2 separate regions of the Homo sapiens genome follow, and region 1 is linked to region 2. A link is an interaction called in ENCODE POLR2A ChIA-PET data of the cell type or tissue named here. Cell type or tissue: HepG2. All regions are shown on one strand.

Region 1 (8,000 bases), 110 kb before region 2:
CATACTAGTAAGGGTAATCTATTCACCATTAATTAGCACTATAAGTAAATGAACCATATAATACTATTTACTTACTCATTATAATGTCAGCTAAATAATCTAAATGTCAAGTAGATTTAACTTTTTAAGTTGGCTGACTGGCTTATTCTGGAAATAGCCGGCAATACTTTGATCAGTAAAAATATATAAATTTATAAGATGGTTGACTGTTCTTATACTTAAGTGGTAATTAGTGATGTTTTATGTCTGAACACTACTTTCCACATTCACATTTTGGTCAGAGTGCCCCACTGGTGTTTCCCACCTACTAACAGGGTACCGTGGGGGCGGGGGTAATGTGTGTGTGGCATAATGAGAAGTGGGAGGCTCTACACGGCCTCCAGACTTTGGCTAAAATAGTACACAGCCAATTCCTCTGACAACCAATCACATCCAAACTAAGCATCACCCCAAAGAAGGCATGACAGGTAGCTTTGAGATTACTAGATAGATACATATTTCTAGTCATCCTTTGTCTCATTTACCTTGTACAACACCCCAAGGGTACTGGCGAGCTTTGACCATCTTGTTTCCGACTTTTACCTCATCCATACTTCCCACAACAGCAAACGGCAACTGTCCCTGAAAAAGAATATCGAGCACATCTTCTCATACCACTGTGATAACTGACTAGATAAAATAAATTTTATGTGAGAGAGAAGAGAATAATTAAATAACAAACCTATTAAAATCGAATGGTCAGCTATGCCTCAGATTTTAAAACCTGCCAGTGAATATGTGCTAACTGTTCTACAAGAGTCATCTTTGGGCCCCATAAAGAAAAGTATTTACATGTAAGGCATTATGCTATTGGGAATACACACAAACAAAAAAAATTTATTTATTTATTTTTATTTTTTTGAGACAGAGTCTTACTCTGTCGCCCAAGCTGAAGTGCAGTGACACGATCTCATCTCACTGCAGCCTCCGCCTCCTGGGTTCCAGTGATTCTCCTACCTCAGCCTCCCGAGTAGCTGGGATTACAGTTGCCCACCACAACATCCAGCTAATTTTTGCATTTTTAGTAGAGACGGCGTTTCACCATGTTGGCCAGGCTTGTCTCGAACTCCTGACCTCAGGTGATCCACCTGTCTTGGGATTATAGGTGTGAGCCCTATAATCCCAAAGTGCTGGGATTATAGGTGTGAGCCACCACACCTGGCCGAAAAAGAATTTTCCTCTAAAAGACAAAGATAATGTTGAGGAAATTACACATACACACACCCACAGTATACAAAATGTATATGTAACTATACAATAGTGTATTCCTATTGTTTGTGTGTGTGTGTACAGTATGTGGGTGTATAGATATGGTACTAATATAAAGTAGTACACAAAGTCCCAAATTAATGTCAATATAGTAAATGTCCTAGAAATTGAGAGGAGTGAGAGATCACTAGGAGCAGGAAGACACAAGCTAACCCACATCAAGAAGAACAAGATTTAGATGGACAAGCAAAGTGGGAAGAAATGGCTTAGAAAAGGAAAAGATTCTGAACAAAATGCAATAGCTAGGTTCAGGGGCAGGGAGTAGACTGGTCTGTCTGAAGTTGAGGATTAATACAGGGGAAAAGTCTAATGTAAAAATTATTAATTACTATGTTTAATATTTTAAAATTGACATATTTAGTTTCTTAATGGTGGCTTTCTGAATATTCTAGTTGAGCACAAGAAATAAAATTAGATGTAAAGACAATTTAACATATAGGAATTAAGATCACCTCATTTACATTAGTCAGTTTTTTTTTACAGATTTAGTTTAGGTACACTAATATAAAAGTGGTATGAAAAATCAGAAAAGGAAAATAGAAGAAATGGAATGAACAATTATTGAAAGTCACTGTTAGGCGCTTAACAAAGGTGACATCATTTATCCCTCACAACAACCCTTAAGGTGGGCAGTATTAACCTAACTTTGTAGATATGTTAAGTCTCAGGGAGGTTAGTAACTCCAATGGACATATGGCCAACCAAGCCTGTCAGATTTCAAAACCCATGATCCTACAAAACACAACCAGGTGTTTTAAAAATGTGTTAGCTTCAAGAAAGTAAAATTAAGAACTTAGTCACCTTCCATTGTACTAAACTAAAAGTTATATGAATGTAACTTGACACTATGAGAGAGAAGGAGCATAAATACTAGTTTTAAGAGACCTCCTTAAAGATTTTAAGATTTTACAGCATGCAAAGGGAGGCTGTAAAGTCTTCTCATGTTTATAAAGACAGGGTAGGAAGGTGTCATCTTTCTAAGGCAATTACATATGGCTGCACAAAAGGTATATCCCAGTCTCACAAATCTATCACTTTATTTTGGTGAAAGCAGAGTGAAAGAAAAATATGCTTAAAAATAAATTCTCCTTACACCTTTTCCAACTTAAAAAACTAAACATTTTCTCATACTGGACTTTTTGAAAATTCACCTTGTTTGAAGTCTTTTTGGAAGACACAAGTGAAAGTGTATTAGCAGCAATATTACTCACAAATTACAGTTTTATTTTCACATGGAAAACAGAATTAACATTCAATCAGGAGCTCACATTCATTGCAGCGTTGACCTTAGCAATAGTGTCATCATCCGTTGGGAACTGGTATATCTGGACGCCATTGCTGACCAATTCACTCATGAGCTTGATCTTAAACTTCTGTAATTCAGTTTTAGAAACCGTATCTGCTTTGGCAATCACTGGTATAATGTTTACCTATTAAGAATAAAGAAAAACAAAATCTTACTGAGGATTTTTTTTTTTAATCCTGCAGCTGTTTTTTCACTCAAAACTGTTCATTCTGACAATGAATTTCCCTAAACCTAGATCGGGGGGCTGGCAAACTACGGTCCATCTCGCTGTTGATCTTGATACATAAAGATTTACAGGAACACTGCCATGCCCATTTGCTTGTGTACTGTCTACAGTTGCGTTCACACTACAACAGCAGAGATGAGTTGCTGCTGCCATAAACCACAGGGCCTGTGACGCCCAGTGTATTCTCAGCCTGGCCCTTTGCAGAAAAGGCATGCCAACCCTGACCCAGATGGCCATTCTCCTGTATATATACACCCCTTATACACTCATTCCTACAGATGCCAGCCACACAATCTTTTTTTTTTTTTTTTTTGAGATGGAGTCTCGCTGTAACCCAGGCTGGAGTGCAATGGTGCAATCTCAACTCACTGCAACCACTGCCTTCTGGGTTCAAGCGATTCTCTTCCCTCAACCTCCCAAGTAGCTGGGATTACAGGCACCTCAATCAATGCTTTCAGAAAGCAGAACTCTTGTAAGATTAATCTTTCATTTGAATTTAGGTTTAGAAATCTCACATTTTCTTCTCTCTCAAAATCTTGCAATTTCATCATACACTTAAAAAGTAAAATGTGATAAAAGGTAAACTGAATTGCCTCAATTCACTAAGAATTTTTATTTTTTAATAATCTAAGCACTAAGTAACCAGGGTGATTGATCCCTCAGCAAAACTAAAAGACAGGTGAAGCTTCTCTTTGTGCCTCGTTTCAGGACTGACTCCATGCCTACCTGTGCCCCACTGTCACAGACTTACTTAGACAGCAGAGGAAGGAAACTGTATGTACTACTATCTTAAAAGTGTTCATGATGCAAAGGAATAACTTTCTCAGTATTATTTGAAGTCCTATCACTGACAGAGGGCAAGAGATTTGGGGTTGTGAAGACCGAATAACTTGTAAATCTAGTTCTATAAGATTAATATCCCCACAAAAGACTGATAGCTCCACAAATTTGTGACTGGTGGTTCTTAAGTTTTTTAGTTTGTTTTTCATCAAAAACCTCAGGCTAATCAGTCATATGTATCAAGACAGTAAAACCTCAATGTAATTTTCAGATTAAAAGTAAAAAATTGACTGGGCGTGGTGGCTCACGCCTGTAATCCCAGCACTTTGAAAGGCTGAGGCAGGTGGGTCACCTGAGGTCGGGAGTTCGAGACCAGCCTGACCAAAATGGAGAAACCCCATCTCCACTAAAAATACAAAATAATTAGGTGGGCATGGTGGCACATGCCTGTAATCCCAGCTACTCGGTAGGCTGCGGCAGAAGAATCGCTTGAACCCAGGAGGCAGAGGTTGCAGTGAGCCGAGATCGCGTCATTGCATTCCACACTTCAGCCTGGGCAACAAGAGCAAAACTCTTGTTAAAAAAAAAAAAAAAAAAGGAAAAAATTATAATTCCTATTCTAAATTTTTTTATCTTCTCAAATTTCACATTGATGCCAAGTATATATCTGAATTTATCAGCCTTCCATATGCTCCCAAGGAGAGAAATTTTTTCTGTCTATGAAATTGATGGCAGAAAACTTTCCAGCAATCCTAAGTAAACAACTTTCCTGTTAAATTAGTCAAAGTACATAAACATTTTGGTGCCAAGTCCTTAGTTTCAATATTATATACTTAGGTATTCAACAAATTATGCCAAGTTAATAACTTATAATTGCTTGCACAATAAACTGCAGTAGACTGAATACTAAACATCAATGTTTACATGACTATTAGAGGGAGGGAAAGTAACAGATATTGCCCAAAGAGGGTCGCTTGTCACCAATGGCGTAAGAGAAGATAACTTTCCATGTCAAGCAGTCGAATGTTCTGCTTTTTAGTAACAGAAAACAACTATCTGGAGGTGGCCTGGGGAGTGGCAAGATGAGGTCAGCAAGGACACCACCTCTCATCTTTATGTAGTGCCCTTGTGTAAGTGAAAATTTCCCTACACCTGCCAACTGCCCCTACAAAAAAAAAACCTGTGTATTGCTATTTAAAATGGGCCAAATCAAGTAATTTCAGCATATCCTAGTTTTTCTTTTAAACTTAAAACAAAGCTTAGGGGTTAACTTCCTGTCTAGTTTGTACAATAGAAAGCTAAAGGCAGGATTTTGATAAGGCAGTCCCAATTTTAGAATTTGTCTCTCATCAACTGAATAAGGCAGAAGTGAGTAGTGACCATCTTTAAATGAGTGCATGATACCCATGACCTTTACCGTTACCATAAAATATTTCATTTTGGTTTGAATGAAATAAGGTATTGGTCAAAAGGTAATATTGTAATGCTCATTAATGTCTTTACAGTTGCCCCCCTCATCATCTGTGGGTTCTGCATCCACAGATTCAACCAACTGAGGATCAAAAATATTAGGGGAAAAATTTTTTTAATGACAATACAACAAGAAAAATAATACAAATTTTAAAATACAATATAACAACTATTGACATAGCATTTACATTGTATCAGGTTTTTTTTTTTTTCCAAGACGGAGTCTAGCTCTGTTGCCCAGGCTGGAGTGCAGTGGCGTGATGTTGGCTCACTGCAACCTCCGCCTCCCAAGTTCAAGCAATTCTGCCTCAGCCTCCCGAGTAGCTGGGATTACAGGTGCCTGCCACCATGCCCAGCTAATTTTTTTGTATTTTTAGTAGAGATGGGGTTTCACTGTGTTGGCCAGGCTGGTCTTGAACTCCTGACCTCGTGATCCACCTGCCTTGGCCTCTGAAAGTGCTGGGATTACAAGCATGGGCCACCACACCCGGCCTGTATTAGGTATTATAATGTGTAATCTAGAGATTATTTAAAGTATATGCAAGGATACAAGTAGGTTATATACAGTCATGTGTGGCTTAACCATGGCGACATGGTTTGGATTTGTGTCTTCACCCAAATCTCATGTAAAATTGTAATCCCCAGTGTTGGAGGGGTCTGGTGAGAGGTGACTGGATCATGGGGACAGAGTTGTCCCTTGCTGTTCTTGTGGTAGTGAGTTCTCACGAGATCTGGTTGTTTAAAAGTGTGTAGCACCTCCCCCTGCACTCTCCTCCTCCTTCTCAGGTCATATAAGACATGCCTGCTTCCCCTTCGCCTTCCGCCATGGTTTTAAATTTCCTGAAATCTCCCCAGCCAGGCTTCTTGTACAGCCTAAGGAACTGTAAGTCAATTAAACCTCTTTTCTTCATAAATTACCCAGTCTCAGATAGTTCTTTATAGCAATGCGAGAACGGACTAATAAACATGGTGATAGAAATGCGATAGAAATATGATCTTAGGTGATTTTGATGTTGCGTGAACATCACAGAGTATACTCACACAAACCTGGATGTTATAGCCTATGACACACCTAGGCTGTATGGTATGGCTCATTGTTTCTAGACTATAAGCCTGTACAGCATGTAACTATACTGGATACTGTAGACAACCATAATACAATGGTAAGTGTGTGTATGTAGGCAACTATAATACAATGCTAAGTATGTGTATATCTAAACATATCTAAACACAGAAACATATAATACAGTACAGTAAAAATAAGGTATAATCTTATGGGACCACCATTCTATATTTGGTCCCTTGCTGACTAAAATGTAGTTTTGCACTGCAAGACTGTCCTACACTATTTTATATAAGGAATTTCAGCATCCTCAGGGTATCGAAACCAATCCCCCTTGGATACTGAGGGATGACTAGGAAGCATCTAGAACTAGTTGTTATAAGAGTTTGCAGGTTGAACTGCTGGTTCAAGGTGGACTGCCTCTGAACAAGTGCTCATTAGCTCTTCCATTTATTCCTGAAAATCCACTAAGGGACTACATCAATATAAATTGCTCCTGGCTAACACTTCTTAAAGACTTTTGATGACTCAAAGGTGGTTGGGTTGGCCAGTTACCTCAAATACCAATATGTAAATATCATCAATAAACTGTGCCTGTTAATTTTTAAATAAGTTTTAAATAACACAACAGTAACAGAGGTGCTTCATATATGCCAGGCATTGTACTAAATGCTTCGTAATATTCATCTCAGCTAATCTTCCCAAAAGTCTTAGAGTGAGCTCTCTCTAGCTCCCCACCTCTTTTTTTTTGTTTTTTGAGATGGAGTCTCGCTCTGTCGCCTAGGCTGGAGTGCAGTGGTGTGATCTTGGCTCACTGCAAGCTCTGCCTCCTGGGTTCATGCCATTCTCCTGCCTCAGTCTCCCGAGTAGCCGGGACTACTGGCGCATGCCACGACGCCCGGCTGAATTTTTTTTGTATTTTTAGTAGAGACGGGGTTTCACCGTGTTAGCCAGGATGGTCTCGATCTCCTGACCTTGTGACTTGCCCGCCTCGGCCTCCCAAACCGCTGGGGTTACAGGCACGAGCCACCGTACCTGGCCTCTAGCCCTATTTTATATATGAAAAATTGAATCCAAGTTTGTCCAGGGCCACATAGCTGCTAAGTGGCGGGGCTGAAGCAGAATCCAGGCAGTTCAGCATGACAGCCATGTCCTAACCCCTCTTGACTGCCTGTTTTATACCCGGACAGGTAGACTTCAGCTAACTTTTAAAACAACTTTTTTTTTTTTTTTTTTTTTTTTTGAGACGGAGTCTCGCTCTGTCGCCCAGGCTGGAGTGCAGTGGTGCAATCTCGGATTACCACAACCTCCGCCTCCTGGGTTCAAGCAATTCTCCTGCCTCAGCCTCCTGAGTAGCTGGGGCTACAGGCATGTGCCATCATGCCTGGCTAATTTTTGTATTTTTAGTAGAGACAAGGTTTCACTATGTTGGCCAGGCTGGTCTCAAACTCCTGACCTTGTGATCCGCCTGCCTTGGCCTCCCAAAGTGCTGGGATTACAGGCATGAGCAACCATGTCCAGCCCAACAACCTTCTTATGTAAAATAAGAGGCAGGTATTTTTACAGGGTAGTTTACACTTTTATCATAAAAAATAAAGAATATATTTAAATCACCAAATTTGGAAAAGATTAGATAATATATACTTACACAGTATACTAAAGCAAACTTCTATGGCAGATAGGCTCTTACTGGGTATGCCTATTTGCTAAACCCTCTATTTACATGGATCAATTTAATTAATTTTCATATCTGCCTCTTGAGGTAGTTCTTCTCCCTAGTTTTTATTTAAAAGTGGAGGACACTGAAAATCACTTAAGTCCACTGAGGCTCAGAGGGCTAAAGAAAC
Region 2 (8,000 bases):
ATTTCTCTAGAAGTTTATGCATTTTATTGACTACTTTAAAGAAACAAGTAATCTATATTGTATCATTTCTTTCAAGACTACAGAAATTTATAAGGCCGGTAATTTTGACACTTTTAAATTATTTTAAGGTTATGACATGTAAATACTGTTGATATATGTACAAATATGCATAAGTATCAATAGATAGCTTATTTTATAGAGATAGTGTCTAAATTTTTGTCCAGAGTAGATTGGTTGCAGTTTCTTAGGTGTGTTTCTCAATACATTGCCTCAATGTTTTAAAGCATATAGAAATTTGAATACTGCTAAACCTCATTTAGTCCTTTGTTTATAGGTTGTTTGATATTACTAAAGACATCACAGCCCCTCTTGAGATTCAGAAATAATAAAACTTGAGATATATAGAGTTAGAATCCAACAAATTCAGAGGAAAATTGTTCAATTACGTAGCTGTAGAGCAGGAATGAAATCCAGGTTCTAAGCTCTAAGGGGGCCGTGAGCTACCATACAGGTGCCTCGGTGACTGGGCATAGAGTCAGCAGAATTACGGGATGGTTAAGAGTGAGCTGTGGAGCCTAACTCTATGTGAACATGAATTTTTAAACTGTATGGTGCCTCAGTTTATCCATCTTTACAATGGGGACAGTACTAAGTGTTTCTTTTTCTTCCCAGTTGACTGAATTATTTCCGTAGTAGGTCTTGTTGCCAATCTTTTTGCCCACATGAGAGGACCTAAGGTAATTTCTGACAGCCTGGGATGCTTTGGGAAAAACAGAAGGTGCCACAGACCCCATTTTGGGAGAAACCTCTGTTTTTCTCATGGAACCCCAAGAGCTGTAAACAGACAGGTCCCTCTCAAAATCTAAGGCTCTGCTCTGTTTTGCCTTGCTTTACCTGACCTTTTTGATTTGGGTGGGCATCAGAAATTAGTAGGGGAGAGACAGCTAAAGAAAGTTGTGGATGTGGGCTGGGTGCAGTGGCTCATGCCTGTAGTCCCAGCACTTTGGGAGGCCAAGGCAGGTGGATCACCTGAGGTCAGGAGTTCGAGACGAGCCTGGCCAACATGGCAAAACCCCATCTCTACTAAAAATACAAAAATTAGCTGGGCAAGGTGGTGGTTGGAAGAAGGAGAAAGAGAGAGGGAGGGGAGGTGGGGAGGGGAACAAACAGTTTTCCCAGATAGCTATACCCATTTACCCTGTTATCAACAATGTATGAGAGCTCCAGGGATCTCCATTGTCTATATTTGATATTTTCAGGTTTTTTCCCCCTTCATTTTGGCTATTCTGAGTGTGATGCCATAGCTTCTAGTGGTTTTAATTTGCATTTTTCTGAAGACTAATGAGGTTGAGCACCTTTCCATGTATTTATTGGGCAGCTGAGATACTATCTGTTTTGTGAAGTGCCTGTTCAAGTCTTTCACCCAATTTATTTCTACTGGGTAGGTTCACCTTTTTCTCATTGGTTTGTTAGTATTATGTTGCAAATACCTTTCACATCCTATTGGCCTCCCCAGCACTCCTTTAATGTTGTTTCTTGATGCCAGCTTCTTATTTTATGCTTAGTGCCTACATCCTATTTTAAACAATAAATGTTGAAGATAATTGTGCTTGAATTTAACAACCCCCCCCCAAAATGAAGTAAAATGGTAGAAACTGCTGAATTTCAGAAAAATATTTCCTCATCACAAAATATACTAGCGGTCCCAGGTACTTGGGAGGGTGAGGCATGAAGATCGCTTGAGCTCAGTAGTTCATGACCGGCCCGGGAAACATGGCAAGACCTTGTGTCTCCAAAAAAAAAAAAAAAAAAAAAAAATTAACCGAGCATGATGGCATGTACCTGTAGTCCCAGCTACTTGGGAGGCTGAGGCGGGATTGCTTGAGCCCAGAAGGTTGTGAGGCTGTAGTGAGCTATGATTGCACTGCTGCACTCCAGCCTTGGCGACAGAATGAGACCCCATGTCAAAACAACAAAAACAAGAAAAAAGAAAAAAAATATTAGTTTCTAAAATAACCTGCTAAAATTAAGGAAAGGGTTTATGAAAAATATTAATAAGTAGTAATGATTTTATGTGTTTCAATTACAGGCAGTATCTACTAACTCCTTGTTATGAATAAGGAAATTGACATTCTTACATTTCCTCTTCCCTCCTCTCCTCAGCCCCCTGAGTTTGCTAGCTTTCTCCTGTCAAGATTTACATTTTATTCTGAAACCATAATTTCTTCCATAGTGTAGCTTTAACTATTTGCTTACATGGAGTCATCTCTCTTTCCAGTCTTTTCCCCATGGCTTCTCCCTCACTTCATGTCTTATTTTGCTTCATCTCTTAGTTGGCCAGACTTCATTTTCAGCTACTTTTTTTCTTTTAGAGACAGGGTTTCTCTCTGTCACCGAGGCTGGAGTGCAATGGTGCAATCATAGCTCACTGCAGCTTTGAACTCCTGGACTCAAGGATCCTCCCACCTCAGCCTCCCAGTAAGCTCGACCACAGGCATGTGCCACCATGCCCAGCTAATTTTGTATTTTTACTTTTTGTAGAGACAGGATCTCACTATGTTCAACTACATTTTTAAAGGGCCCTGGGTGCTGTGTCCCTCTGTCTGATCTTGAAGAATGTTTGTCTATCACCGTTATACTCGAAGGACAGCTTGGCAAAGTGCAAAGTTCTCAGACCAGGCTCACAGGCAAGTTCTTCCTGGTATACTAACAGCACCACTTTCTGAATCGAATCCGCAGAGGCAGAGGGCAAACCCTTAGCAGAGATGGAAACTATGGCAACTGGCCAGGTGCGGTGGCTCATGCTTGTAATCCCAGCACTTTGGGAGGCTGAGGCAAGTGGATGGTCTGAGGTCAGGAGTTGGAGACCAGCCTGGCCAACATAGTGAAACCCCGTCTCTACTAAAAGTACAAAAATTAGCTGGGTGTGGTAGCAGGCGCCTGTAATCCCAGCTACTTGGGAGGCTGAGGCAGGAGAATCTCTTGAACCCAGGAGGCGGAGGTTGCAGTGAGCTGAGATCCCACCATTGCACTCCAGCCTGGGCAATAAGAGTGAAACTCTGTCTCAAAAAATAAGAAAAAAGCAAAAGACAAAGAAAAAAAGAAACCGTGGCAACCTCAGTTGTAGCCCAGGCCTCCTTCCTTCCTTTGCCTTTCTCGTCCTGCCACTCTGCTGAGGGTGGGTCTGTTTGACAACTGTGGAGCAGAACAACTCCAGGCGGCCCCGGCCCTAAAGCACACTCCTGTCCCCACCCCAGGGTGTGTCTGGGAGGGCCCAGAGAGCTGTTGTGAGGTTCCACCTCGAAATGGACTGTTTGGTTCCTGTAAGAACAGAGGGAGCACGTGGATCAGTGAGAGCACCATAGCCAGTGAGGAAGACTAGATCTATGCACCCGCGCTGTCCACACGTTCATTCCTTCAACAGACACCGGCATGCAAGGTGGCTCCTTGTAACATCCATCAGTCTTGCTCTGTGTGTGAAGCGCTCATGAGAAGCCTTTCCCAACCAGCTGGTAGGACAAGAGCCAGAGGGCCCCTGTGCCCTTCCCTCTTCCAGCCCCATACCCATGCGCTGGGAGAAGCCCTTGCTTTTTGCTGACTACCACGTCCACACCCTGGAAGGTGTGAGTGAGCCTGGGAGCCGGGCTCTCCGTTAGCACCTCCATCACCCTTTAAAGGGCAGCCTTTCCCAGTGCCCGCCTCCACTGTCACAACGGAAGTGCTCTCAGGCCCTCCAACTCAGTAAGTAATTTTGCAGAGTGCCCTGTAATTGTCCTGAATGCAGAAGCCAGATGTACCTGACAAGTGCAGACACATTCAGTGCACCCATCTGCGGGGCGGGCTGCTCAGTGTTGTTGAGCAAACTTTTTCCTAGTTCAGCACTGCCAGGTAGAAGGGCTGGCTTTGCCTGCACCCTGAGATGACTGAGGCAGAGCAGACACAGGGAAGCTGGCAAAGCACCTCGGGGCAGCCACCACAGGCTGGGAAACTTGCTGAAGGAGGGGTTGTGCACTGCCAGGGACAAGAAGTAGGTTTTTGTCTCCCTGAAATAAGGAGGCAAGCCAGATACTATCCACACAAGTGCTTTGCAAACTGACTCAGCATGCCAGATAGCACAGTGTGAATTTTGAAAAGTTTAGTCCTTCTGTGAGCTCTGCCACGCCCAGCATCAGAGGCTGCTCTGAGAATACGCTCTCAGACAATCTTCTTGAGAGAGGGTAATGGGTTTCTCTTTGGCGTCTGTCTATCCATCTAGCCATCATCTATGTCTAGATACGGCACCACTTTTGAAGGTAGACAAAGCCATCCTGGTGTGAGATTTGAATTTGAGAAAAAAATGTATTTTTTTTTCCGAAGCTGGAATGTCATGTCTGAGGTTTTCCACATTTGCCCCACACCTCACTAAATAACAACTTCTCCATGTTCAGAGGTTTGACACCCGATGGGCAGATGGGCCCTTGCTCCCTTTGTTTGGCTGGAGCCCTCTCATCAGCACCTCCTCCTGTCTCCTCCTGTGGGAGTTTACTTGGCATCACCTCCTCTGGGCACCTTTCCCTGCCTCCCAGGTAGAACTGGAAGCTCCTCCCCTCACTTTTGTCACCAGCCAGCCAGGAGTCAGTGGGTGCTCCCCACCCTTCAGACCTGGATAGGACCCATTCAGATCCCACCACCCAGCTTCTCAGACTGGAGTCAGTGTCCTGCCCGACGTTTCTCTGAATCTTGGGGGCAGGGGGCTTGTGTTCTCAAGGTCGCCTTTGTGCCAATTTTCAGCCTTGGTCAAGCTGTTCTTTGTCCCTATCCGTGACTTTTCCTTGACCTCTGCCCTGGCATGTACCCAACAGAGCCCCTTCTCTTTGATCACTGCTTCCATGGTAACAGTGAACAGAATTCTGCTGGGAGCCACAGAATGTTTACTGAAGCTGTATGGGTCGCCAGAGGTACTTTTAAAAGCAAAGCACTTAAAAATCCATATCACTCTTGAAAGTGGTCCTCCAGCCAGGCTTTCTCACAGCTGGGCCACCTGTGCACGTCCTGCCTTCTCTTCCCCTCTCTTTCAGTAACTCCAACCACCAATCCCTGTCTCTGACAACAGCTGTGCCCTCGTGAACCAAATTGTCGTGCTCCAGAAGTTTATCCAGATCTTTCCTAAATAAAGCCAAGGCCTTCCTGAGGAAGAACTCTGAGGTCAACTGTTGAGATGATACAGTTTTTTGTTTGTTTCTGTGTCTTACTCTAAACCAGGCTGGACTCCCGCTGAAGGCAGAGACCTCAACTTTGGATTTCTGTATCCCCGGTTCCTGGTAAGGGGATTTGTAGGCGCTCAAGAAGTCCAGCTGTCGCAAGAGTGAATGCCTGTGACCAGAGGGGACTGAAATGGGCATCAGGCAGTGCACCCGTGGTGGCTCCCGCAGCAGGGGGGTCGCACCCCACCGCCTGTTGCTAGGAGATGATGGGCTTCGGAAGGATGTGCAGTGTTGCATAGCAACACCTCCCCACTGTTCCATCACTCAGAATGGACAGCACCAAGCAATTCTTACAGCAAGAGTTTTTTGACCTATTTCAGCTAAAAGCAGGAAAGATCTTTCTGTCTCAGCTCAGATTATATAATTTTTTAAAGGATCACAAGAGCAAAAAATACGGAGGATCCCCAATATTCACACCCAAGAACTACTTTGTTGTTAGCAGGTTAACCTGTGTATCAGAGGGACATTAGGAGGATTGCCAAGAGTTCACAGCCTGCCTTCTGCTCCCTGCAGGGACCCTTCGCTTAGCTGTAGCTGGCTACCCACTGGGCCTGGGGTGCTCCCCACACCCCTCCTGCATGCTGGCTTGGCCCTACCAGGGATCGCAAAGCCCAGCTGGTCACCAAAGACAGAGTTGCTCTCTCAATGTGGCTGATGTTTTTCTAACCAGCTTAGCCCAGAAAGAACATTTGGATTCATTGCCCATCTGTAATGCAGAGAACCTTTGTATATACTTAAGTTCCTTGAAATATTTGCACTGAAAAAGGCACACATGAATTTAAGAGTCATAAATGGGACCAATTTCCCTGAACTGTGCCCAAGAATGTGCAGTGCATGCTCTGTGACTGTTTTTCCTTTCCTTCTGGTAACTACTAGCTTCCACATGGGAGAAGGTTCGCAGGCGGTGGGGTGTCCAGGCTGCACGAGTGGCTGAAGAAGAGCTCCCTGCTAGTCTCTGTGGGTACAGAGAAGGCCCTATGTGGCCGTAGAGCCCTTGGAAGCTCAGCCTGCTGAGAGCGGTGCTCACCAGGTTCCACTGAAGCTGAACAGCACTGGAGCTAGGAATGCAGGAAGGAGGCGCTGCCCACACCCTGAGCTCTCAGTCTGGCTGGGAAGCCGGCAGTAGCTGTGTCCTATAAAGGCACCTCGAACACTGGACAACACTGTAGCTCATGCTTGAATGAAGGTTCTCTAACAAGTGTGTTTCCTCCGGAAGGCACATCACAGCCTTCCTGCACTTACGAACAATTAGCTCTTCAGCACTCTGCCTGGGGACCACACTAAACAGCAAAATCACCACCCAAAAGCACAAAATGCAAAAAATGTGGCACTAAATAGACCAAGAAAAGACCCTGTGTGCAGAGAACAACAGGCAGAGCCTTGCCTTGTTTGACCGTGGCAGGGAACTGCATGTCAGGCAACTCACATTTTTCACAGCTTTGCACATGTCTGCAAATGAACACAGAAGCACCATGAGTACTCAGTTTTGGGGTTACAAATGCGTTTTAGAGAGTAGGTGAATTTGCAAATGTGGAATCCATGACTAATGTGGATCACTATATTATGTATGTATGTGTGTACATATATGGCATTGTCTATGAAAGTTGAACATGTACACACATACATTTCTGTGCATATGTGTGTATTTAAAAAGTAAAACTTAAATGCATTTACACCCACCGGCTCCAGGATAGATGAGGAGGCATGACCCTAAGGCTCTCCTCAGTGCTGCCTTTTCCAGCTGCCTGCAGTAATCTCTGGTTACTTGGCTTCAAGACTCCTTAGAGTAGAAATTTCCAAACCCCACATTGCCTCAATCAGACCATCCTTGCTTATATAGCAATTCCCAGGGCATCTTGTTACAAATGGGTCCTAACTCCATTCCTGACCTACTCAAACAGAATGCAAGGGAGGAAAGGCTGGAGCCTTGGAATGTGAATGTGTACTTAACACAGTTTACAAAGCTCACAATTCAAGTTTGAGAATCACTGTGAATAAGTTTCCAGCCAGCTGGAGAAATCAGTGGCTGACACTGTTTGACCCTGAGACAAGAGGCAAATCGCCAGTGTGGACCACCCTGCCCATCTTGTGAGCAGACGAAATCAGTCAAAAGTGTTGTATGCTTCGTGAAAGACAGCGGGCAGTTTCGTTTAAAGCTGGGTAACCTAGAGAGAAAAAATAAAAATAAAAATAAAATAAAAGAGGGCCGGGTGTGATGGCTCACACCTGTAATCCCAGCACTTTGGGAGGCTGAGGCAGGCAGATCACGAGGTCAGGAGATCGAGACCATCCTGGCTAACATGGTGAAACTGTCTCTACTAAAAATACAAAAAAAAAAAAAAAATTAGCCGGGCATGGTGGCGGGCACCTGTAGTCCCAGCTACTTGGGAGGCTGAGGCAGGAGAATGGTGTAAACCCCGGAGGCGGAGCTTGCAGTGAGCCAAGATCACGCCACTGCAAGAGATCACGCCACTGCACTCCAGCCTAGGCAACAGAGCGAGACTCTGTCTCAAAAAAAATAATAAAAAAAAAATTTAAAAAAAGATAATAAAATAAAATAAAATAAAAGAATTGTGTGTGCTTAATGAGAGGGAAAAAATAATTAAGCTGGAAACTCAGGAAAGGTTATGTAACATCCCTGTGTCTCATGTGTAAAGTGAAAGTAATAGTAGTTATCTCTTAAGGTTGTCAAAAATGTTAAAAATGTGTGTTGAGCAGCACTTCCCATGTGGGAATAGTTAACAACCACTTATTATT

The links. Peaks named below come from ENCODE experiments on the same cell type or tissue, not always from the same donor. Only the 100,000 strongest peaks of a DNase experiment are listed, where the experiment ranks them.
Region 1: POLR2A ChIA-PET joins it to region 2 with 5 read pairs; 4 of 35 experiments call an interaction of 5 or more read pairs at or near these places.

The regions. Positions count from the first base shown.
Region 1 is chr2:109,565,239-109,573,238 of GRCh38, forward strand. SEPTIN10 (septin 10) reads right to left here. Exons shown (of 11, transcript NM_144710.5): 6 at 2,577-2,738; 7 at 525-621. It also overlaps a transcript of RANBP2 not described here. Among named protein-coding and RNA genes, the nearest start is that of SEPTIN10, 45 kb to the right of the region's middle. In HepG2, no CTCF peak of the experiment used is centred here; no DNase peak of the experiment used is centred here.
Region 2 is chr2:109,672,617-109,680,616 of GRCh38, forward strand. It overlaps a transcript of RANBP2 not described here. Among named protein-coding and RNA genes, the nearest start is that of SOWAHC, 62 kb to the left of the region's middle. In HepG2, no CTCF peak of the experiment used is centred here; DNase peaks (open chromatin) are centred at 2,445, 2,705 and 4,845; H3K4me3 peaks cover 145 bases.